Linked DNA regions of Homo sapiens: regions 2 and 3 are each linked to region 1. A link is a loop called in an ENCODE intact Hi-C map of the cell type or tissue named here. Cell type or tissue: Caco-2. All regions are shown on one strand. Each heading gives the region's core, and the rest is flanking DNA. Links, peaks and the distances in the headings are about the cores only.

What was found. A loop is a pair of places that touch in the nucleus more often than their neighbours do. Peaks named below come from ENCODE experiments on the same cell type or tissue, not always from the same donor. Only the 100,000 strongest peaks of a DNase experiment are listed, where the experiment ranks them.
Region 2: a loop joins it to region 1, with 2.2 times the contacts of the local background. A loop is called at or near these places in 1 of 110 quality-filtered maps.
Region 3: it touches region 1 in a loop (1.9-fold over the local background); 1 of 110 quality-filtered maps calls a loop at or near these places.

The regions. Positions count from the first base shown.
Region 1 is chr20:45,625,777-45,633,857 of GRCh38, reverse strand. WFDC9 (WAP four-disulfide core domain 9) reads left to right here and starts at 2,574. Exons shown (of 5, transcript NM_147198.4): 1 at 2,574-2,655. WFDC10A (WAP four-disulfide core domain 10A) reads right to left here and starts at 4,119. Exons shown (of 2, transcript NM_080753.3): 1 at 3,954-4,119; 2 at 2,662-2,988. The coding sequence starts at 4,044. The coding sequence ends at 2,840. In Caco-2, for the core only: a CTCF peak has its summit at 4,168; a DNase peak (open chromatin) is centred at 4,187.
Region 2 is chr20:45,671,234-45,679,314 of GRCh38, reverse strand. No RefSeq gene overlaps it. Among named protein-coding and RNA genes, the nearest start is that of WFDC11, 5.0 kb to the right of the region's middle. In Caco-2, for the core only: no CTCF peak of the experiment used is centred there; no DNase peak of the experiment used is centred there.
Region 3 is chr20:45,741,189-45,749,269 of GRCh38, reverse strand. It overlaps the pseudogene HNRNPA1P3. Among named protein-coding and RNA genes, the nearest start is that of SPINT4, 23 kb to the right of the region's middle. In Caco-2, for the core only: no CTCF peak of the experiment used is centred there; no DNase peak of the experiment used is centred there.

The sequences.
Region 1 (8,081 bases), core at 2,632-6,631:
TGGCATCTTCTTCCTACAGAAGGCTTATTTTTCCACACTGAAGATCTATTGTTTAATTTAGACATCTTCATCACTTTGCAAGATCTTCTGGGTAACTTGCTGCAACTTCTACCTTAGCACTTGCTGCTTCACTTTGCACTTTTATATTACGGAGATGGCTTCTTTCTTTAAACCTCATGAAATAATTTCTGCTAACTTCCAACTTTTCTTCTGCAGCTTTCTCACCTCTTTCAGCCTTCATAATATTGGAGGGAGCTAGAGCCTTTCTCTGGTTAGGTTTTTGGCTTAAGGGAATGTGGTGGCTAGTTTGATCTTCTGCCCAGACCACTAAAATTTTCTCCATATCAGCAATAAGGTTGTTTTGCTTTCTTATCATCCATGTGTTCACTAGAGTAGCACTTTTAATTTCCCTCAACAACTTTTCCTTTGCATTCATATCTTGGCTAACTGGCACAAGAGGCCTAGCTTTTGGCATATCTTTGCTGTTGACATGCCTTCCTAACTGTAATCATTTCCAGCTTTTCATTTAAAGTGAGAGACATAGAACCCTTCCTATCACTTGAACACGTAGAGACCATTGTGGAGTTATTAATTGGCCTAATTTTAATATTGTTATGTCTCAGGAAATAGAGAGGCCTGAGGAGAGGGAGAGAGATGGGGAAATGGCCAGTTGTTGGAGCAGTCAGAACACACACACAACATTTATCCATTAATCATTTTTTAGGGGCGCAGTTCATAGTGTCCCAAAACAATTACAACAGTAATAACCAAGATTATGGATGACAGATCATCACAACAGATATGATAATAAAACAAGTTTGAAATTTTTTTTTTGAGATGGAGTTTCGCTCTTGTTGCCCAGGCTGCAGTGCTATGGCAAGATCTCAGCTCACTGCAACCTTCACCTCCCAGGTTCAAGCGATTCTCTTGCCTCAGTCTCCCAAGTAACTGGGATTACAGGCATGCGCCACCACACTCAGCTAATTTTGTATTTTTATTAAAGACGGAGTTTCACCATGTTGGTCAGGCTGGTCTCGAACTCCTGACCTCAGGTGATTCACCTGCCTTGGCCTCCCGAGTGCTGAGATTGCAGGCATGAGCCACTGCGCCTAGCAAGTTTGAAATATTTTGAGAATTACCAAAATGTGACACAGAGACATGAAGTAAGCACATGCTGTTAGAAAAATGGTGCCAGATGACTTGCTCGATGCAGAGTTGCCACAAACCTTCAATTTGTATGAAACGCTATAGCTGTGAAGTGCAATAGAGCAAGGCTCAATAAAACAAGATATGCCTGTAGTGTCTAGTAGGCATGTTTGGGGGTGGCTTGAGAGGATGCTTGGTAAGGGAGGCTATCCAAGGAAACACCAAATAAGGTCTCTTGGAGATCATGCCCTTACAGCCCACAGAGTACATCTGATGGTGTCTGTGTTGATGGTTGATCATGATCTCTTTCCTAAGACCTCCTTGTCCAAGGGAAGCTCTTGAGAAAGGTGAAGACAAGCCTGAGATACCCAGAGCCCGGTGATGCCTCAGAGGTGGCTCACAGCCTCTGGTCTGATGAAGGAAGTTTTCTTCTCTGATGTCTCTTTCATTGAATGGCCCAGCAAGAAGCACTAGACTGGAGCATAACACTGCACACCTGCCTCTGGGCATGGCCTATCCTCCTGAAACCTCTTCACATTTGGCTTCATGTCCCAGTTAGCTACATGTGACCCAACCCTGGATCTAGCCCCAGGATCATTTCAGAGGAGTTGCGATTGCAGAGTGGGAGATTCTGTACCACACTGATTAATTTCCACCAACTCACAGTAGGATGACAGGGAAGACCCATAGCCACTCTGTGCCAATTACTCCTTAGCAACAGCAGCATGAACCACCTGTTCCACATCCCTTAGTGTTCCTCTTGATCTAAAGAAAAGAGAATGAACCAGCCCCTAAGGAAGAGGGCTTGGGAAAGATAAGGACTATTCAGTTAATGGAAGGTGCTGGAGTGTCAGATCCTGAGGCCCAAAATGGGTCCCATCAGAGGAGTAGCCATATTGGTGGGTGCTGGATAGGAGGAGCTTTGGGGTTGGTGCAGGCACTCACTCTCACTAGGATGCCTCTGGTCTCAGGTAATGGAGAGAAGTGAGGAAAAAGTGATCCTAGAGGAAACACCCTCTTCCAGTCACATCATATCCTCTCACTCTCTTGTGGCCTTGGGCTTGCTGGACTTCCTGGGACTCATTATCCTAATGATAGACAGTAATCTGAACCTTACAGAGAGATTGGGGAGCATAGGATGGCGGTGCACCAAGGCTAAGGAGACCAAAGCAGTGCTTGGGGGCCTCCCACTCTTTATCTCGGGTTCTAACTGCCACCCATCTCATGCTTAATGGGTCCTTCTGACTCCAGGGTGAGAAATGTTCTCCTTAGCATCAGGAGATGCTGCACATGAGCAGTTCCTCCCCCTGGGAGTACTGGTTCAGTGAGCAAAACAGCAAGGGGCTGGGCATCCTGAGGGCTGGCAGGGATACGTGGGCCAAAGAGGGAGAGGGAGGGTAGAGAAGCATAGCCAGGGAGAGAAATTGAACACCAGGACGCAAGACAAGTGGGGCATCTGTAGGGGCCACAGTGAGCTCTCAATGATCATCTGTAGTGGCAGCAAAAGAGGTAGGATCCCTGGGCATTTGTTCTGGTTTATTTGACAGGGACAAGGGGTTCAGACAGTAGAGAGGGCGGCATTCCTGTTGATGTTCTTATGCTGGTGACTTGAGGTCCTTGTGCTTCGGATGTGGGCACAGTCTTGGATAGAGGAGTTGGGAAGCAGGATGCACATCCCAGCCCACTCTCCCACTCACAGGATGCTCATGCAAACATTCCCACAGTAGGTAGAACAGCATATGTTATTTGCTTGACAATCTCGGTGAGATTCACATAAGTGTTTGCATAGATATAGTTTAGGCTGCTGCTGGCAGACTTTGATTTCTGGGGATAGCTGTGTTTCTGACAAGGAGAATAGAACGGTAAATAAACGCAGTTTCCTAGAGAACATTTTTCTCAAGCTGAAGCCTCCTCCAAGACCCTTGAACCCAGGTCTCAGTCATGATACTCCTGGATTCCTTCTTCATAGAACTACCTTCCTGCCCATCACCAAATCCTAGTGATTGGTCATATTTTAAATCCTGTCTCTCCACTGTACACCTTACCCCATTAGACCACAATGCCTGGGCTTCCTGGACCTTCTCCACACACCAGCAATCAGAACTCCATCTCCCTTACTAGTCATGGCCTTGGTGAAGTCACCACCAAAGAATCTACAGTCTGATCCTGAGAGCTCAAAGAAGCATGAGACATCTTTCAAACTCTCTCCTAGTCTCTGAATAGTAGAATTCAGAGATGAGGATCAACATGCCTCTTGTCTCTCCCTCTCTTCTGCTCACTGTCACTGTCTCTAGTCTTCCTGCCCCTTCTTTAGTTCCCTTTCCACCACCACTCTCCTTGCCCCTTTGATGATAACCTTAACTTGGCTCTGTGTACCCCAACTTTTGCTTGTCTTATGTCCTATTTCCCTACACTTATACCCATTCTACACCTACACCTACCGTCATAACCACTTCTGAATCTTTACTCCTCACAAATGTGCATAAATCAAATAATAATTGTCTTGCTTTCCCCACTGGATTCTCAGCCCTGGTGCGCCTTTCACTATGGGATGTGCCATTTCTCTCTAAGTATTGAGAAGGAACAGCAAAATATGCAGGTTTCTTCTTCATTCCCATTACTATTCCCAGGGCCAGCTAAGGGGCTGGAGGGCCATGGTTTAGGGACAGTCCAGAGTCTACACAACATTGTGGTCAGAGCTGGATATGCAGAGAGTTTCCAACTCCTAGGTCCTACTCAGACTGGACACAGGCCCTCCATTCCCCCTACCCAATTCCCCCTCACCCATCCAGCAGCCCATCACCTACTCTGCATCCTCTTCTTGTCACGGTATCCTCCCTGGGCCTGCAGCAGCAGCACACAGAGAACCAGGACAGGCAGCAGAGTCTGGGGTGCCATGACTCTGATCAGATCGTGAGCCCTATGTCTGGCCAGGTTGTCACAGACTTCCCTGCAGAGCTGTCTACGGAGAGTGAAGGAAGGAAAGAAGGAATGATCTTTAGCTCCTCACTGCCTCTACTGGCCAAGTCGGAGCAGAGCAAGAGAGTCCTTCCTCTTTTTGCTTGCCCCTGGCCTTGTCGTTCGTCATGTGGGATAGGGCTTCCGCAGGAATGACGCCTCCTCCTTTCACATAACCAGTCTTGTGTTCTTGCCGATAGAATGAAAGATATCATTTATTTCTGCTTTCTAATTACAAAATGTTTTATGGAAAAAAGAAAAGAAAAAATATATTGTTAAAAAGAGTTGCTTAGAATTAACTGATGTTTCATTGCATTATCTTTTAGTTTCTCTCCATATTTAATATAAACAATCCTTTTAATATAAACAACTTTTGTTATCTATTTTTGCCACCCTTATTTAATCATGTAAGTATTTCTCAAAATGTGGATTTTCATAATTGCACAGCTCTCAAATGCTAATAATCAAGTATTTGTATTGTACTAATTACTAATAATCTAGAGAATGTCATATTATTTTTATTTATAAATCTTTGATTTCTTTAGACTAAGAGAGCTAGAATTCCTGAGTGAAAGAGTAAGTAGCTGTTTCATATATAAATGTATATAAACACATACACAGATATACATATACAAATTTAAACACACATAAACACACAGAAAGAGAGACTATTGTAGGGCATGGGACAGAAGGGCTAGTGGAGAAACATAGTAAATATCTTAGAGCTCAGACAGGGGGAGAGACCTATCAGTCAAAGGCTTGGCAGGCTGTCCAGGAGGAGGTGGTCACTGACCTTGAATATCATGAAGGAAATGAACTCTCAGAAGTGAAGATGTTTCTTCTTCCCTAACAGGAGAAAGAGGGGACAACCTAGGGTCACTGGACTCCCAGTAGGCATGCAAGCTGGGAAGAAGATCACCCTCTTCCTCTGATGATGATAATCTTCTAAAGATTTGAACCTCTTTCTGACATTCTGAACTCCTAATGCAGACTCCTTCAGTCCACAGTTGTAATTTACATTCAAAGGAAGCTCTCTAGCCTTTCCCCCATATCTCACCTTATGCACCTTCCTCTGTATCCTTTGCGATATCCTTTATAATTCAAAAATTCTGATATTTGTACCTATAGTTTACAGAGTGGTATTTGACCCTTCCCAAAGGCTCTCTCTTTCCTAGTTTTTCTTTTTGTCCACTCATAAATGAACAATTTAGAGACTGGACACTGTCATAACTATCCTAGCAAAGAGGGGTTATATAGAGGAGAATCATCATCTCAAATAGAAGCTGCATTTTCCTTACCCAAGCATCTTGCAGCCAGTGCCACAATGTAAATATTTTGGCTAACAGACTTGTCACTACTAGGTCAAGACCCTAAGAAGATGGCAAGTCTCTTTCACACTCTTTTTCTTTTCCACCAGCTCAGTATAGATGACAACAAGGTTCTAGAGCCTAGTGAAGCCAAAAGGTGAAAGGAGCCTGGGTCCTTGACTTCTTTTATCACATGAAAAAAGGATACCCATTGTTTTAGAATACTCATTTTGAATTATTATTTGAGCAAGAAATAAAAAGTATATTGTATTTCAGTTATTATGTGATGGAGGCTTTCTGTTAAAGCAGTCTAGTCAACATTGTGGCAGGCTCAAGTACTGACATTTATAAGGGGAAAGATTTATGGGTATATAGAAGGTCTATACTTTATACATTCAAATTATTGATAGAGTAGTAAATTTAGTAAAGAGATGGGTAATTTGAACATTATGATTAATAAGCTTGACTTAATTAAAATATACAGAAGTCTGCATAGAAAAACTAGAGGAACACATTTTTCTCAAGCACAAATAAAACATGTACAAAAAGTGACTATACATTAGGCTATAAAAAAAGTCTGAACAAAATTTTAAAGAATTACATCACAAAGGACATAGTTTCAGACTATAATGGAAATAATTAGAAATTAGTCTAAAAAAAGACAATTACTCAAAACTGAACAGAAATTTCAAATTAAAATATATAAGTCAGAGCTTCCAGGTGGCTACCACTGAACACTTAGAGGTTGTTGGAGAGCAGCATGCTCATGGAGGGCATGGAAGCTCTCTAGCCTTTCCCCATATCTCACCTTATGCACCTCTTCCTCTGTATCCTTTGTGATATCCTTTATAATTCAAAAACCTAGAGGAAATGGATAAATTCTTGAACACATACAACCTACCACACTGAACCAAAAAGAAACAGAAGAACCTGAACAGACGAATAACAAGTAAGGAGATTGAATCAGTAATAAAAAGTCTCCCCTGAAACAAAAGTCCAGAACCATATGGCTTTACCACCAAATTCTATGACCCTTTAAATATAAATTAATACCAATTCTTCTCAAACTATTCCAAAAAATTGATGCGGCAGGAATTCTTCTTAGCTCAATTTTATGAGGCCCACATAACCTTAATACCAAAACCAGACAATAACAAGACAGCATAAAGAAACCCACAGGCCAATATTCCTGATGAAAATAGGTGCAAAAATCCTCAACAAAATACTAACAAACCCAATTCAACAACACATCAAAAAGATAATGTGGCATGATCAAGTGGGATTTATCATACGAATGCAAGAATGGCTCAATGTACACAAATCAATAAATGTGATACTTCACATCAACAGAATCAGGGACAAAACCATACGGTAATCTCAGTAGATACAGAAAAAGCATTTGATAAAATTCAACACCACTTTATGATAAAAACTTTCAATAAATTATGTATGAAAGGAAAGCACCTCCACATAATAAAGATCATATATGACAAACCCACAGCTAACAATATACTTAACGGTGAAAAGCTGAAAACTTTTCCTCTAAGAACTGAAACAAGATATAGAGGAAAGGCTAGGGAGCCTCCATGCCCCTCCATGAGCATGCTGCTCACTTTACCCACTCTTATTCAACGTAGTACTGGAAGTCCTAGTTAGATCAATCATGAAAGAGAAAACAATAAAGGACATCAAAATTGGAAAAGAGGAAGTCACATTTACCCTGTTTGCAGACAAGCTCTTATGTAGAGAAAAACTTAGACTCTACCAAGAAACCTGTAGAACTCATAAAGAAATTCAGTAAAGTTACAGGATACAAAATAAACATACAAGTCAGTGGTGTTTCTATGCACAATGAACTAGTTAAAAAAAGAGACCAAGAGGGCAATCCCATTTATAACAGCTACAAATAAATACCTAGGAATAAATTTAACCAAGGAGATAAAAGACTTCTACATTGAAAACTACAAAACACTGATAAAAGAAATTGAAGAGGATACAAACAAATGGAAAAACTTCCCATGCTCATGGATGGAAGGAGTTAATATTGTTAAAATTACCATACTACCCTAAACCATCTACAGAGTCAATGCAATCCCTATTAAAATACCAGTGACATTCTTCACAGTAATATAAAATAAATCCTAAAATATGTATGGAACCACAAACATCCTAGAATAGCCAAAGCAATCCTTAACAAAAAGAACAAAGCTGGAGGGAACAGGTTTCAAGACTTCTAAATATACTACCAAGCTCTAGTAACCAAAATAGCATAGCACTGGCATAAAAACAGACACGTAGACTAATGGAATAGAATAGAGAACTTAGGGCCAGGTGCAGTGGCTCATGCCTATAATCCCAGCACTTTGGGAGACCGAGGCAGGTGGATCACATGAGGTCAGGTGTTCGAGATCAGCCTGGCCAACATAGCAAAACCCCATCTCTACTAAAAGTACAAAAATTAGACGAACATGGTGGTGCATACCTGTAGTCCCAGCTACTCTACTCTGGAGGCTGAGGCAGGAGAATCACTTGAACCTGGGAGGCAGAGGTTGCAGTGAGCCAAGATTGTGCCACTGCACTCCAGCCTGGGCAACAAGAGCAAGACTCTGTCTCAAAAAAAAAAAAAAAAAAAAAAAAAAGAATAGAGAACCTAGAAATAAATCCATGCGT
Region 2 (8,081 bases), core at 2,598-6,597, 45 kb before region 1:
CTGTGGATATGTCTCTGGTGCAAGAGCTGGTTTGCCCTGTCCTGGAGAATTTTCCCAGGATGGGGAAAGCCATGTGCTTCTTAATCCATCCCTGATACCTCAGGACTAAACTGGGAAGTGATGTCAGCAAGATGGCAGAATAGATCTCCTGGGATCACTTCCTGACACAAAAATAAAATGAAAAACTATTCAAAGACAAGAATGCCACCCTGAATACACCAGAACTTGAGAAGCAGAGAAACCCCCTGGGCTCATAGAATTGAGAGAAGCAGTGACAGGTAAGAGAAATGGTCATTTCAGCCTGTTCCACCCTCTCTCCCAGGCCATAATAATACCACTCACAGAGAACTTCCCTAGACCCACAGTTGCTGAGATGAGAAGAAGGAATTGGAGGTGGATATTTGATCTTCCCACTTGTCTAGGAATCTTAATGGTAAGTCCACTCCAGTTTCATCCCACTAGAGAACCAAGAGGGCTGAAAAACCTGGGGTGAATTGGGGACAAAGAGTAGGTCACTGATTGCAGCAACTGGCATGTGGATCTTGGTGATTGTTCAGTGCTTTGATCAGTGGGGATGCCATATTGAAGAGACTGGTGGGGGGGCCAGAGTATTGTAGGGGACAAAATTTATGGGAAGGCCCAAATCCACAAAGCCCAGGTGCACATGTGAAGCTTTTCCCTGGCCCAGAAACAACTAAAAGGTCAAGATTTTCAGTACCCACCTAAGTTTTTCCCACACTGAGAAACAATAGTAGGGCAGCAATATTGTTCCAGGGCATTTAAGCTGTGGTGCTCACTATAAGTTTTCCTTACACTGGGAAACAATGACAGGGCAATGAGTTAGGTCCAGTGCAATGTTTTAGTTCTGATGCTCACTATTAAGCCCTCTCTACAGTGTAAAGCAACAACAGGCCAGTGTTTAAGTTCTAATACTAAGAAGTAAAGGTCTAACACCATGAAAGAGCACCTGCAAAAGCTGGAAGAGTTGGCAGTCGCCTCAAATATGCAGGCATCCATGTAAAGATACAAGGCTTGTGAAAACTCAGAAATATTCAATACCATCAAAAGAAATCAACAAAGCTCCAGGAATGGTCCCAGAAGAATTGAAGATTTATAGAAACAATGAAAAAAAAAACCAAGCAATAGAAATAGAAATACTAGTAATAAAGAATAAAATAATTGAACTGAAAAACTCATTATAAAGCTTCAACAGCAGACTTGAGCAAACAGAGGAATTAGCAAGCTTGAAGACAGAACATTTGAAATCACCAATCAGAGGAACAAAAAGAGAAAAAAAAGAATGAAGAAGGTCTACAAGAACTATGGGACATCATCAGGCAAATTAACCTCTGCATAATTAGAATTCCTAGAGAAGACAAGAGAGAAAGGGCCCACAAAGCATATTTAAAGAAATAATGGCTGAAAATTTCCCAAATCTGGAGAAAGATGACAGCATCCAGGTGCAGGAAGCTCAGAAGTCACCAATGAAATTCAACCCAAACAGGAAATCCACAAGGCATATAATAATAAAATTATCAAAAATCAAAGACAGAAAGAATACTCAAAGTAGCAAGAAAAAAGAAACATATTACATTAGATGAAGCCTCAATATGGCTTTCATAGAAACCCTGATGACCAGATGACAGTGAGATGTTATATTCAAAGTGCTGAAGGAAAAACCTGCTAACCCTCAAAAATCTACCCTTCAAACATGAAGGAGAGATTAGAGACTTTCCCAAACAAGCAAAAGCTGAGAGAATTCACCAACACTAAGCTTGTCTTATAAAAAATGCTAAAAGGACTGTTTCATGTGAGGGCCATATGTGCAAAGTGTCCCCCAAATGCTGAAGGAGCCAAGAAACCAAAAAAACAACCAGAGAAATCCAGTTTGTCAGTAAAGTGTGTTTTTACTAGAAGAACTTACAGACAGCTATCCTATGTTCACGGACTGGAAGAATCAAAATTGGCAAAATGTCCATACTATCCAAAGTGATGTACAGATTCAATGCAATCCATATTAACATTCTAATGTCATTCTTCACAGAAACAGAAAGAAATAATCTGAAGCTTCACATGGAACCACTGGAAACCCAGAATAGCCAAAGACAAATTTACCAAAAAGAAAAAGATAGAGGTATCACACTGCTGGATTTCAAAATGTATTACAAAGGTATAGTAATAAAAACAGCATGCTATTGGCATAAAAACAGACACAGCAACTGATGGAATAGGTTAGAGATTTCAGAAATAAGCCCATACGTTTATGGTCAATTGATTTTCAACAAGGGCCCAAAGAACACACAATGGGGAAAGGACAGTACCTTCAATAATTGGTGTGGGCAAAACTATATCTATATGCAGAAGAATGAAAGTGGACCCTTATCTTACCTCTTATACTAGAATGAACTCAAAATGAATCATAGACTTAAATGTAAGACATGAAACCGTAAAAACTACTAGAAGAAAACATAGTGGGAAAGCTTCATGACATTGGTCTTGGCAGTGATTTATTGGATATGATCTCCCAAAGCACAAGCAACAAAAGCAAAAATAGGGGAATAATATTGTATTAAACTAAAAGCCTTCTGCCCAGCAAAGGAAACAACACAGTGAAGACATAACCCACATATTGGGAGAAACTATTTGGATGATAAATCAGATAAGGAGCCAATATCCAAAATATGTAAGAAACTCAAACTACTCAAAACAAGAAAACAACCCTATTTAAAAAATGGGCAGAGGACCTGAGTAGACATTTCTCAAAAGAAGACATACAAATGTCCAACAGATATATGAAAAAATGCTCAACATTTCTTATTTATTTATTTTTACTTGTTGCTGACAAAGCTCAGATCAACATTTTTAATCATCAGAGAAATGCGAATAAAAACCACAATGAAATATTACTTCACGCCTGGTAGATTGGCTATTATCAACAGTATGAAAGATAAATGTTGGCAAGTATGTGGAGAAAAGGGAATCCTTGCACACTGTTGGTGGGAATGTAGATTGGTTCAGCCATTTTGGAAAACAGCATGGAGGGTCCTCAGAAAATGAAAACTAGAATTATCATATGTTCCAGCAATCCCACTTCTGAGTATATGTCCAAAGACATTGAAGTCAGCATGTCAAAACATATCTGCACTCCAATGTTCACTGTAGCATTATTCACAATAGCCAAGATATGGAATCAACCTAGGTATTCATCATCAGATAAATGGATTAAAATGTGGTATATATAAACAGTGGACTACTATTTAGCCTTAAAAAAGGAAATTCTGTTATTTGTCACAACATGGATGAACCTGGAGAACATTATGATAAGTGAAATAAGCCTGGCACAGAAAGGCAAATAATGCATAACCTCACTTATATGTGGACTCTAAAATTAAAGTCCAACTCACAGAAGTAGAGAGTGGAATGGTAGTTACCAGAAGCTGGAGGAGGGGGTGAACCAGGAAAGGGAATCTGTTGATGAAAGGATACAAAGTTTTGATTAGACAGAAGAAATAAACTTTAGGGGTCTATTTCACAGAATGGTGATTATGATAAATAGTAACACATTATGTATTTTAAAATTACTAAAAGAGTAGATTTTAAATATTTTTACCACATTACAAAAGATAACTATGTCAGGTGATAGATTTGTTAATTAGCTTGATTTAATAATTCACAATGTAAACATGTCAAAACATCACCTTGTACCTCATAAATATATACCATTATTATTTGTCAATTAAAAATAAAATTTAAAGAAGGAATTGGATTGAACACACTGGCAAAAAAAGTTGGTACAACACAAAATTACTCAAAAGTTTAGTAAATTTTAAAATTTACTAAAAATTAAAGTTTTAATTGCACGGTTCCTTTGTTCTCCACTTTGTGTACTATTACCATTAATTACTGACAATAAATCTACTTGAGACGATGTTAAAAAACCACATCATTTAGCTCACTTAATTATAATATTAGGCAATGAGATATACTCTATTATTACAGGCATACCTCATTTTATTGTGCCTCTTAGATATTGCAGGTGCAAATTGAAGATTTGTGGCAACCCTGACTTGAACAAGTTTATCAGTGCTATTTTTTTTTATTTTTTATTTTTTTTAGACGGAGTCTTGCTCTGTCGCCCAGGCTGGAGTGCAGTGGCACAATCTCGTCTCACTGCAAGCTCCGCCTCCCGGGTTCATGCCATTCTCTTGCCTCAGCCTCCTGAGTAGCTGGGACTACAGGTGCTCGCTACCACACCCGGCTAAATTTTTGTATTTTTAGTAGAGATGGGGTTTAACCGTGTTAGCCAGGATGGTCTCGATCTCCTGACCTCATGATCCGCCCGCCTCGGCCTCCCAAAGCGCTGGGATCACAGGCATGAGCCACGGCGCCCAGCCTTCAGTGTCATTATTTGAAAAGCATGTGATCATTTAGTGGCTCTGTGTCACATTTTGGTAATTTTCATAATATTTCAAACATTTTCATGATTATTGTATCTGTTATTATGACCTATGATCAGTGATCCTTGATTGTAATTGTTTGGGGGCACTGTGCCCTTATAAGATGATGAGCTTAATTGATAAATATGTGTGTTCTGACTGCTTCACTGACCAGCTCTTTCCCTATCCCTCTCCCTCTTCTTGGGCCTTCGTATTCTCTGAGACACAACAATATTGAAATTAGACCAATTAATAACCCCGCAATGGTCTCCAAGTGTTCAAATGAAAGGAAGAGTCACACATCTCTCACTTTAAATCAAAAGCTAGGAATGATAAAGCTTAGTGAGGAAGGCATGTCGAAAGCTGAGACAGGCTGAAAACTAGGTCACTTGCATCAGTTAGCCAAGTTGGGAATGCAAAGAAAAAGTTCTTGAATGAAATCAAAAGGGCGACTCCAGTGAACACATGAATGATAAGAGGAAAAACAGCCTTTTGCTGATATGAAGAAAGTTTTAGTGGTCTGAATAGAACGTCAAACCATCCACAATATTCTCTTAAGATAAAGCCTAATCCAGAGAAAGACTATAACCCTCTTCAATTCTATTGAGGCTGAGAGGTGAGGAAGCTGCAGAAGAAAAGTTAGCAGTGGTTGGTTCATGAGGTTAAGAAAGAAGCCATCCCCATAAAATAAAAGAGCAAGGTGAAGCAGCAAGCAATGATGTAGAAACTGCAGCAAGTTACCCAGAAGATCTAGTTAAGATAAGCGATGAAGGTGTCTACGCTAAACAACAGATGTTCAATGTGGAGGAAGCAGCCTTCTGTTGGAAGAAGATGCCATCTAGGACTTCATAGCTAGAGAGCACAGGACAGCTCTTTTGTTAGGGGCTGGTGCAGCTGGTGACCTTAAGTTGAAGCCAATGCTCATCTACCATTCTGAAAATCCGCAGGCCCTTCAGAATTGTACAAAATATATTCTGCCTGCACTCTATAAATGAAACAACCAAGCCTGGATGATAGCACATCTATTTACATGATGATTTATATTAAATCCGTGTTCGAGACCTACTGCTCAGAAAAGAAGTTGCCTTTCAAAATATTACTGCACGTTGACAATGTGCCTGGTCATTCATGAGCTCTGATGGAGATGTACAAGATTAGTGTTGTTTTCATGCTCGCTAACACAACATCCATTCTTCAGCTCCTAGAGCAAGGGACAATTTTGACTTTCAAGTCTTATTGTTTAAAAAATACATTTTATAAGGCCATAGATGCCATAGATAGTGATTTCGCTGATGGATCTTGGCAAAGTAAGTTGAAAACCTTCTGGAAATAATTCACCATTCTAGATGAACATTCATGATTGGCAGGAGGAGGTCAAAATATCAACACTAAAAGAAGTTTTGGAGAAATTGATTCCAACTCTCATGAATCACTTTTAAGGGTGTAAGACCTCAGTGGAGTAAGTAACCTCAGCTGTGGTGGAAATAACAAGAGAACTAAAGTTGAGCCCAAAGATGTGATTGAATTCCTGGAATCTCATGATAAAACCTGAATGGATGAGCAAAGAATGTGGTTTATTGAGATGGAAACTTCTCCTAGTAAGCATGCTGAGGAAGAAAATGAATTGTTGAAATGACAACAAATGATTTAGAATGTCACATAAACTTAGTTGATAAAGCTATCAACTTTATCAACTTTATCAACTTTATCAAATCCTTATGAGAGGATTTGAGAGGATTGACTCTAATTTTGAAAGAAGTTCTACTGTGGGCAAAATGCTATCAAACAACATTGCATGCTACTGCACAATTGTTTGTGAAGGGCAATCAATCAATGTGGCAAACTTCATTGTCTTATTTTAAGAAATTTCTGCAGCTACCCTAACTTTCAGCAGCCACCACCCTGATGAGTCAGCAGCCATCAACACTGAGGCAAGGCCTTCCACTAACAAGAAGATTTTGACTTGCTGAAGGTTCAGATGATGTTAACATTTTGAGCAATAAAGTATTTTTCTTCTTTTTTTTTGCCTTGCCAACTTTTAGGTTCAAGGAGTACATGTGCAGGTTTGTTAGATGGATAAATTGTGTGTTGTGGGAGTTTGGTGTACAGATAATTTTGCCATCCAGGTAATAAGCATAATCCATGATAGGTAGTTTTTCAATCCGACTCTCATACCAACTTCCACCCTAAAATAGGTCCCAGTGTCTAGTGTTCCCTTCTTTGTGCCCGTGTGTACTCAATGGTTAGCTCACACTTATGTGAGAATGTGTGGTATTTGGTTTTCTGTTCCTGCTTAATTTGCTTAGGATAATGGCCTCCAGCTCCATCCATGTTGCTGCAAAGGCCATGATCTCATTTTTAAAAATAGGTAGTATTTCATGGTGTATACATACCACATGTTCTTTATCGAGTCCACCATTGATGGGCACCCTAGGTTGATTCCATGTCTTTGCTATTGTGAACAGTGCTGTGATGAACATACGCAGGCATATGTCTTTATGGTAGAACAATTTCTATTCTCTTGGATATATACTTAGTAATGGAATTGCTGGGTCAAATGGTAGTTCTATTTTAAGTTCTCTGAGAAATCTCCAGACTGCTTTTCACAGTGGCTGAAATAATTTACACCACCAGCTCTGCACAAGCATTCCCTTTTCTCCCTCACCAGCCATTCTGACTGGTGTGAGATAATATCTCATTGTGGTTTTGAATTGCATTTCCCTAATGATTAGTGATACTGAGCATTTTTATCATATGCTTTTTGGCCACATTATGTCTTCTTTTGAGAAGGGTCTGTTCATGTCCTTTACCCATTAAAATTTTTTTTTGTTTTTTGCTTGTTGATTTAAGTTCTTTATAGATTCTGGATATTAGATCTTTGTTGGATGCATAGTTTGCAAATATTTGTTCCCATTCTGTAGGTTGTCTTTTACTCTGTTGATAGTTTCTTTTCCAGTGTAGAAGCTCTTTAGTTTAATTAGGTCCCACTTGTCAATTTTTGTTTTGGTTGCAATTGCTTGTAGAGTTTTTATCATGAAGTCTTTGCCTGGGCCAATGTCCAGAATGGTATTTTCTAGATTTTCTTCTAGGGTCTTTATAGCTTTAGATTTTACATTTAAGTCTTTAATCCATCTTGTATTGATTTTTGTATGTGGTAAAAAGTGGGGGTCCAGTTTCATTCTTCTGCATATGGTTAGCCAGTTATGCCAGTAGCATTTATTGAATAGGAAGTCCTTTTCCCATTGATTGTTTTTGTCAGCTTCATTGAAGATCAGACAGTTGTAGGTGTGTAGCTTTATTTCTGGGTTCTCTATTCTGTTTCATTTGTTAATGATTCTCATTTTGTACCAGTACCATGCTGTTTTGGTTACTGTAGGCTTGTAGTATAGTTTGAAGTCTGGAAGTATAATGCCTCCAGCTTTGGTCTTTTTGCTTAGAATTGTTTTGGCTATCCAGGCCCTTTTTGCTTCCAAATGCATTTTCAAATGGCTTTTTCTGATTCTGTGAAAAATGTTGGTAGTTTGTATATAGGAATAACATTGAATCCGTAAATTGTTTTGGGCAGTATGACTATTTTAACAATATTGACCCTTCCTATCCATGAGCATAGAATGTTTTTCTGTTTGTTTGTGTTGTCTCTGATAC
Region 3 (8,081 bases), core at 2,598-6,597, 120 kb before region 1:
TACAATTCTTTTTTAAATTTTTTTTTTAATTGAGATGGAGCCTCGCTCTGTTGCCCAGGAGGGAGTGTAGTGGCGCTATCACGGCTCTCACTGCAACCTCTGCTGCCTGGGTTCAAGTGATTCTTGTGCCTCAGCCTCCCAAGTAGCTGGGACTACAGGCATGCGCCACCACACCCGGCTAATTTTTGTATTTTTAGTACAGATGGGGTTTCGCCACATTGGACAGGCTGTTCTCAAACTCCTGACCTCAGGTGATCCGCCTGCCTTGGCCTCCCAAAGTGCTGGGATTACAAGGGTGAGCTACTGCGCCTGGCCGCCCAACTGCAATTCTTATCCATGATTGGGAACTTGCCCCTTTTGCCTTGAGTGTTTCACAGATGCTCATGTTAATTTGAATGAAGAACAAATTAATTTAAATAAGTAGGATAGGAGTGCTCTATACATATATGGGGGAATGATGGCCTCTGCATATCTGTATCAGTGGAATATAACATAGTGGTTCTACACATATGTGTTGAATAGACTCAAAACTCATCTAATGTACAGACACACACCCCAACAAAGGAATTTCTTGGACACCTCTGAAATCAATCCCATTTTCATAACCCCCACTCTTATACTGAAATCTCATGGTTAAAACTTAAGTTGATTCTGCTTTCTGTCTTCCTCCTTCTCCACTCCATAGAGGAAACTCAATGTAATTCTCTGAATCAGATGTCCTAGAGCCATACGGTTTGAGATAAAAAGGAGACTTGATTCTAATTACTGGCAGCAACATCACCCAGGCTGCCCAGACCTCCCTCTCCTTCACAGTGTCACATTGGTCTGCCCTTTCTGTTTTTCTTTACCTCCAAGATGTCCACTTTCACGTAACTGTTTTCTGAGTTGTGGAGGAAATATGTTCCCTGAAGGTGTGTGGAGAAGCATGGACAAGATGAGGAGCCATAGAGAAAAGTGAGCCCATTCAGGCTTCATGATGTTGCAGACAGCAGATAGAAGAATCCCGGACTTGACTGAAATATCTGAAGGGTTAGCTGTCCTTCTCATGTGAGGAGTTGAATTCATATCTCTGATTTTTATCTTTCCAGGGCTTAAGCCTGGGCAGAGTTCTGGTGCATCCAGAATCAGCCTTGTGAGCAGAACAGTTAAGTTCTTGGGTACCCAGCCATGTAGCTTGAAAGACCATGCTTTACCAGAACCCTACTGATTAACCTCAGCCTTCCCCCCTTCTTTCCTCCACATCTAGGGATCATGACCACTATTGCTCGGGACATCAACATCTCTATAATGAACAGTTGTAAATAAATTCTTACCAATGCTTTAATATATACATGTGAATACTTGAAAGCAAATTAACTAAGGCTTGAACCTAAGAAACTGGAACAAAACAGCAAAGTAAGTAAAGAGAAAGTAGAGGATAATTGAAGAAAGTAGTTGAAATTAGTGAATTAGAAAAAAAGAAACACTAAAATTGCCAAATAAAACTAAAAGTTTGTATTTTAAAAATACCATTAAAATAGACAAAACTGCCAATAATGGCTGGAAAAAACATAGAAGAAATAAACACGTTCGGTAATAGAAATGTGAAATGGATAGAACTCAAACACGGAGGAGAGGAAAAATTTACCAGGAAATAGTCTTGCTCCTGATCTTAAAGGAAAACTTTTTAATTTCTCCCATTAAGTATGATGTTATCTCGGGATTTTTCATAAATGTGCTTTTTTAGGTTGAGGAAGTTCTATTCTTAATTTGAGGAGTGTTTTTATCATAAAAGGTTGACAGATTTTTGTCAATTTTTTTTTCTGTGTCTATTGAGTTGATTATGTTGGTTATGCCCTTTGCTCTGTTAAAGTGGTATATTACATTGATTTTTGCATGCTTGAATAACCTGGCATTCTTGGGACAAATTCCATTGGATTTCATTATGGCATATAATCTTTTTTTATATGTGGCTGAATCTTTTTACTAATATTTTTTGAGAATTTTTGTGCCTATATTCATAGGGACTATTGGTCTGTAGTTTTCTTTTTTATGATATCTTTGTCTGTAGTACTGGCCTCATAGAATGAGTTGGAAAGTATTCCATCCTCTTCTATATTTTGGAAGAGTTTGTAAATGATTAGAGTTAATTCTGTAAAAGTTTGGTAGAGTTCTCCATTGAAATCATCTGAGCTTGGGATTTCCTTTGTGGAATATTTTTTGATTAGTGATTTGGTGTCTACTCTTTACAGATCTATTCAGATTTCCCATTTATTTTAAGTCAGTTTTGGTAGTTGTTATCTTTTTAAGAATTCGTTCATTTCATCTAAGTTATCTAATTTTTTAGCATACAGATATTCCCAGGATTCCTTTATAATCATTTTTATTTCTGTATGAGGTAGCGGACGTGTTTGCTTCCACCAAGAGCATGTGCCTTGTCCAGCTTAAGTATGGCTGTCGGTATCCCTGGGCAGCAACCCCTCCTGGCTCAGTGTGGAGACAGGAATCTGCTAGGGCTCTGTAGCCAACTTGCTAGGCCTCAGTCTGTCCAGCACTAGTTTAAGAGTGGGAGAATCTAGCTTCAAACTGCGCCTCTGCTTGTGATCTTGCACAAGCCTCTACCTGGCTTTGGGCTTTGGCACCCATCTTGGCTGATTGATTAAGATGCCCTACAAGTTTCCTTTTAGTTTTGACAATGTTTCCTGTATTCACCTAGGGCAGGGATTCTAAACTGGTTTTAGATATTAGGGGCCTCTTTGAGAATTGTTTGCCCTTTTCTTAGAAACATGCTTGACTGGGTGCAGTGGCTCACACCTGTAATCCCAGCACTTTGGGAGGGGGAGGCAGGCAGATCACTTGAGGCCAGGAGTTCAAGACCAACCTAGCCAACATGGTGAAACCCCGTCTCTACTAAAAATACAAAAATTAGCTGGGCATGGTGGTGTGTGCCTGTAATCCTGGCTACTTGGGAGCCTGAGGCAGTAGAATCGCTGGAACCTGGGAGACAGAGGCTGCAGTGAGCAGAGATCATGCCACTGCACTCCAGCCTAGGTGACAGAGTGAGACTCCATCTTAAAAAAAAAAAAAATTACAATACTGTGAATAGCCACAGCTTAGAAGTTACGAAAGCCCAGTCGAAGCAAGAGATGGGTAGTACTTCATCTAGCCAAAGAGTTCGAAGTGGTTCTGGAAATTTTGGTGGTGGTCCTGGAGGTGGCTTCAGTGGGAATGACAATTTTGGTCGTGGAGGAAACTTCAGTGGTTGTGGTGGCTTTGGTGGCAGCCATGGTGGTGGTGGATATGGTGGCAGTGGGAATGGCTATAATGCATTTGGTAATGATGGAAGTAATTTTGGAGGTAGTGGAAGCTACAATGATTTTGACAATTACAAAAATCAGTCTTCAAATTTTGGAATCATGAAGGGAGGCAACTTTGGAGGCAGAAGCTCTGACCCCTATGGTGGTGGAGGACAATACTTTGCCAAACCACAAAACCAAGGTGGCCATGGAGGTTCCAGTAGCAGTAGTAGCTATGGCAGTGGCAGAAGATTTTAATTACTGCCGGGAAACAAAGCTTAGCAGGAGAGGAGAGCCAGAGAAGTGACAGGGAAGCTACAGGTTACAACAGATTTGTGAATGCAGCCAAGCACAGTGGTGGCAGGGCCTAGCTGCTACAAAGAAGACATGCTTTAGACAAATATTCATGTGTATAGGCAAAAAACTCAAGGACTATATTTGTGACTAATTGAATAACATGTTATTTTAGTTTCAGTTCTGTGGAAAGTATAAAGCATTCCAACAAAGGGTTTTAAAGTAGATTTTTTTTTTGCACCCATGCTGTTGATTGCTAAATGTCATAGTCTGATAATGATGCTGAGTAAATCTGTCTTTTCTTTTTGTAAAATGTACTTCTAGTTATAATTTTTGTTTTAAAGTCTATGTATTAGGGTACTCCAGAGGAACAGAATCAATGAAACAAAACCAATGTTAGGGAATTGGCTTGTGTGATTGTAGGGATGGACAAATCTGAAATTTGCAGGGCATGCTGGCAGGCTGGAGGTTCAGGAATGTGTTGATGTTGCAGTTTTGAGTTCAAAGGCAGTCTGGAGTCAGAATACCTCCTTCCTCTGTGGGACCTCAGCCTATTTCCTCTTAAGGCTTTCAACTGATTGGATGAGGCCCACCTGCATCATGAAGGGTAATCTCTTTTACTCAGTCTACTAATTTAAATATCAATCATATACACACACATATATACATGTATATATATACACATATACATATGTATATGTGTATATATGTATATATATACACATATATATGTATGTATATATACACACATATATGTATGTATATGTACACACATATATGTATGTATATGTACACACATATATGTATGTATATGTATATATATATGTGTGTATATATATGTTTTTAGAGATGGAATCTCACTCTATTGCCAAGGCTGGAGTGCAATGGCGCTATCTCGGCTTACTACAACCTCTGCTGCCTGTGTTCAAGCAATTCTCCTGCCTCAGCCTCCCAAGTAGCTAGGATTACAGGCACCCACAACCACACCTGGCTAATTTTTTGTATTTTTAGTAGAGATGAGGTTTCACTACGTTGGCCAGGCTGGTTTCGAACTCCTGACCTCAGGTGATCCACCCGCTTTGTAATCCCATAGTGCTGGGATTACAGGCATGAGCCACCATGGCCAGCCAGCATCCTAATTTTTCTTTGTAGAACTGCCCTTTCATGTAATGGACTCTCAGTCACAGTGTCCATTATTTCTCATGAGTGTAGACAGAAACAACTCATGAATGGGAGGATTGGGAGCTGTGAGTATTTGGGTAAGAGTGAGGGAGGCCAGGCACGGTGGCTTACGCCTGTAATCCCAGTACTTTGGGAGGCCAAGGTGGGCGGATCACAAGGTCAGGAGATTGAGACCATCCTGGCTAACAAGGTGAAACCCCGTCTCTACTAAAAACACAAAAAATTAGCCAGGCGTGATGGCGGGCACCTGTAGTCCCAGCTACTCGGGAGGCTGAGGTAGGAGAATGACGTGAACCCGGGAGGTGGAGCTTGCAGTGAGCCGAGGTGGTGCCACTGCACTCCAGCCTGGGCGACAGAGTGAGACTCTGTCTCAAAAAAAAAAAAAAAAAAAAAAAAGAGTGAGGGAATCCAGGGTTTTAATGTTCAAGGATTTTGGTTCATATTGGGCAAATCTTAATTCAATTCTCTTATTAGTGTGAAGATTTGCCTTGCTAAGGAAATAAATTATTATTTTCCATTTGGGCATTATAAATGAGAAGGTATTTAAAAGGTCCAGCTAGTATAAATAAAGTATCAATTCTGTTATATATCCTGACACTATAGCTCCATAAGATTAATAACATAAATTCTATGTAGCACCAAATGTAGGGAACCTCAATATAGATATAGCCAGGACATTATCTTTGAAAAAATGTTAAACTTGCATTTTTACCTTTCCAATAACTCTGAATGATTTTGCATATTTGAATTCTATTGTGTTAGTTTTGATCCTGTCCTGCATGTTAGCATAATCAATATACAGATATTTAGTTTCTCTGTTGTATAATATATTGTTAAAGGGAGCCAAATAAGATACGATTCTTTTTTTCAAGGTTTTCATAAAGAAGTTGTATAAAAGAGTTGAAATCTGATTTTATAGTCAATGGGTAGAGGCTAACTGTCTGGTGTTGGCAAGACTACATTCCCCACAGTGTGGAGAAAGGTTAGGACCAGAGCTTTGAGTAAAAGGAATCTGAAGGTGCTGGTTCCATGTTTCCAACAAAGCTAATGTTTTTGCTCCTCCATATCACCAGCTTCATTGTTCCAATTAAGATAAGGCTGGGTGGTGGCAGGGTTGAGTGGCAAAGACCCTAGGCTACAATGGCGGGATAAATATGTTCCCAAGTGCCAGATGCCTTGTGTTCTGCCCGTGTGTGTTGAGAAGGAGGGCTTCCTAATGACAGTATTATTTAAATGTTGGGTTCCTGAAGTGCCTGTATGATCATGTGTGAGTGTGGGAGTGAATATTTTGAGCTGCATGTCCCCAGGGAGAGATGATATGTTCCATTCGAGAGTGTGGGCCTTAAGACATTGAGTGAAAATGTTATGAGATGGAAAACAGTGAGGATCATTAACTTCCTGTTTGTTTGGTAAAGGCCTGTGAAGGAAAGATGCTTGAGAAAATCTTGGAGTACCCATTGAACCCATAAGCAGTTCATTAAAAAAAAAAAAAAAAAGGACTCTACATTTTACCAGGTATACTATGGCCCTAAAGGTGCAAGTAAGTTTTATGAGCAAGTAGATTATATTCCCAGCCCATGAAATATCCCGTTTTTGTTGTGTTGTCACAGAATTTGAAATCCACACTTATGGCTTCTTTGAGAATTCCTGAAGACCAGATGTCTAATGTTGGAAAAATTGTTGCCTGGTTTGCGCAAGTTCTCCAGTGAAATGTGTTTTAGGACTAATTGTAAACAAGCTGCTTTAACTCATTTGCCCTGAAGGACAGCGGGGAATGAAAAATTTCCCAGTAGGCAGAACTTGAGGAAAATGCATTCTTGTCTATTTTACCTGCAAGCAAAGATAGCCTAATTCATGGATTTGGGAGTGGTTGGAATGACCTTGTATTGCAAGGGTAGCGGAATAAGTAAGACTAGAAAGTTGGTGAGAACAAGTTTTAGAGAAGGACAATGTGAATGGAAATTCTATTATGACATATTAATTTGTCAAGAATAATTTATTGACAGCTGGGTGCAATGGCTCACGCTTATAATACCAGCACTTTGGGAGGCTGAAGCAGGAGGATGTCTTAAGCCCAGGGGTAGGAGACCAACCTGGGCAACATAGTGAAACCCTGTCTACACACACACACACACACACACACACACACACACACACACACACAGAATAATTTGTTGGGCCGGGCGCGGTGACTCACGCCTGTAATCCCAGCACTTTGGGAGGCCGACATGGGTGGATCACGAGGTCGGGAGATCGAGACCATCCCGGCCAACAGGGTGAAACCCTGTCTTTACTAAAAATACAAAAATTAGCTGGATATGGTGGCATGTGCTGGTAATCCCAGCTACTTGGGAGGCTGAGGCAGGAGAATCACTTGAACCAGGGAGTCGGAGGTTGCAGTGAGCCGAGATCGCGCCACTGTACTCCAGCCTGGTGACAGAGCAAGACTCCATCTAAAAAAAAAAAATTTGTTGAATAAATGGATCTATAATGTGAGATTATTCATGTTTCATGTAACTGTTTATCAGGGGTCCTCAGTATAGAAGATATCCTTAATAATCAGATGGACCAGATATGTCACTCTGTAAATTCCATCTATCTTCTTGCTCAGGCAGTCCATTAACCAAGTAATGGGCTTGATATAGCCATAGTCTTAGACACAGAAACTGTGCATAAATTTAACCCAAGTGACTTTCAACTTTTAAGTGTCCTTGTTGGTATGATACTAATTTAGTCCCATGTTACAAAAGAACCAAATAGATCATTTGGGACATTTTTCCTCATTACTATGCTGTTATAATGAACTTAGACTCGGTTTTTTATTGTACTTAAATATACATCACATAAAGTTTACCTATTTATTTATTTATTTAGACAGCGTCTCATTCTGTTACCCAGGCTGGAGTGCAGTGGTGCCATCTCAGCTCACTGCAACCTTTGCCTCCCAGGCTCAAGTGATTCTCCTGCCTCAGTGTCCCAAGTAGCTGGGATTACAGGTGTGTGCCATGACACCCACCCAATTTTTAGTAGAGATGGGGTTTCACCATGTAGGCCAGATTGGTCTTGAACTCTGGACCTCAGGTGATCGCCATCCTCAGCCTCCCAAAGTGCTAGGATTACAGGCGTGAGCCACCACACCTGGCCAAATTTACCATTTTAACCATTTTAAAGTGTACATTTCAGTGACATTAAGTACATTCACATTGTTGTGGATTCCTTACCACTGTTCATCTTCAGAACTTGAAAAAAAAATTACCTGGTCCAAAATGTCATGTTTTTCAGGTTTTTTTTTTGAGACAGGGTCTTGCTCTGTCACCTAGGCTAGACTGC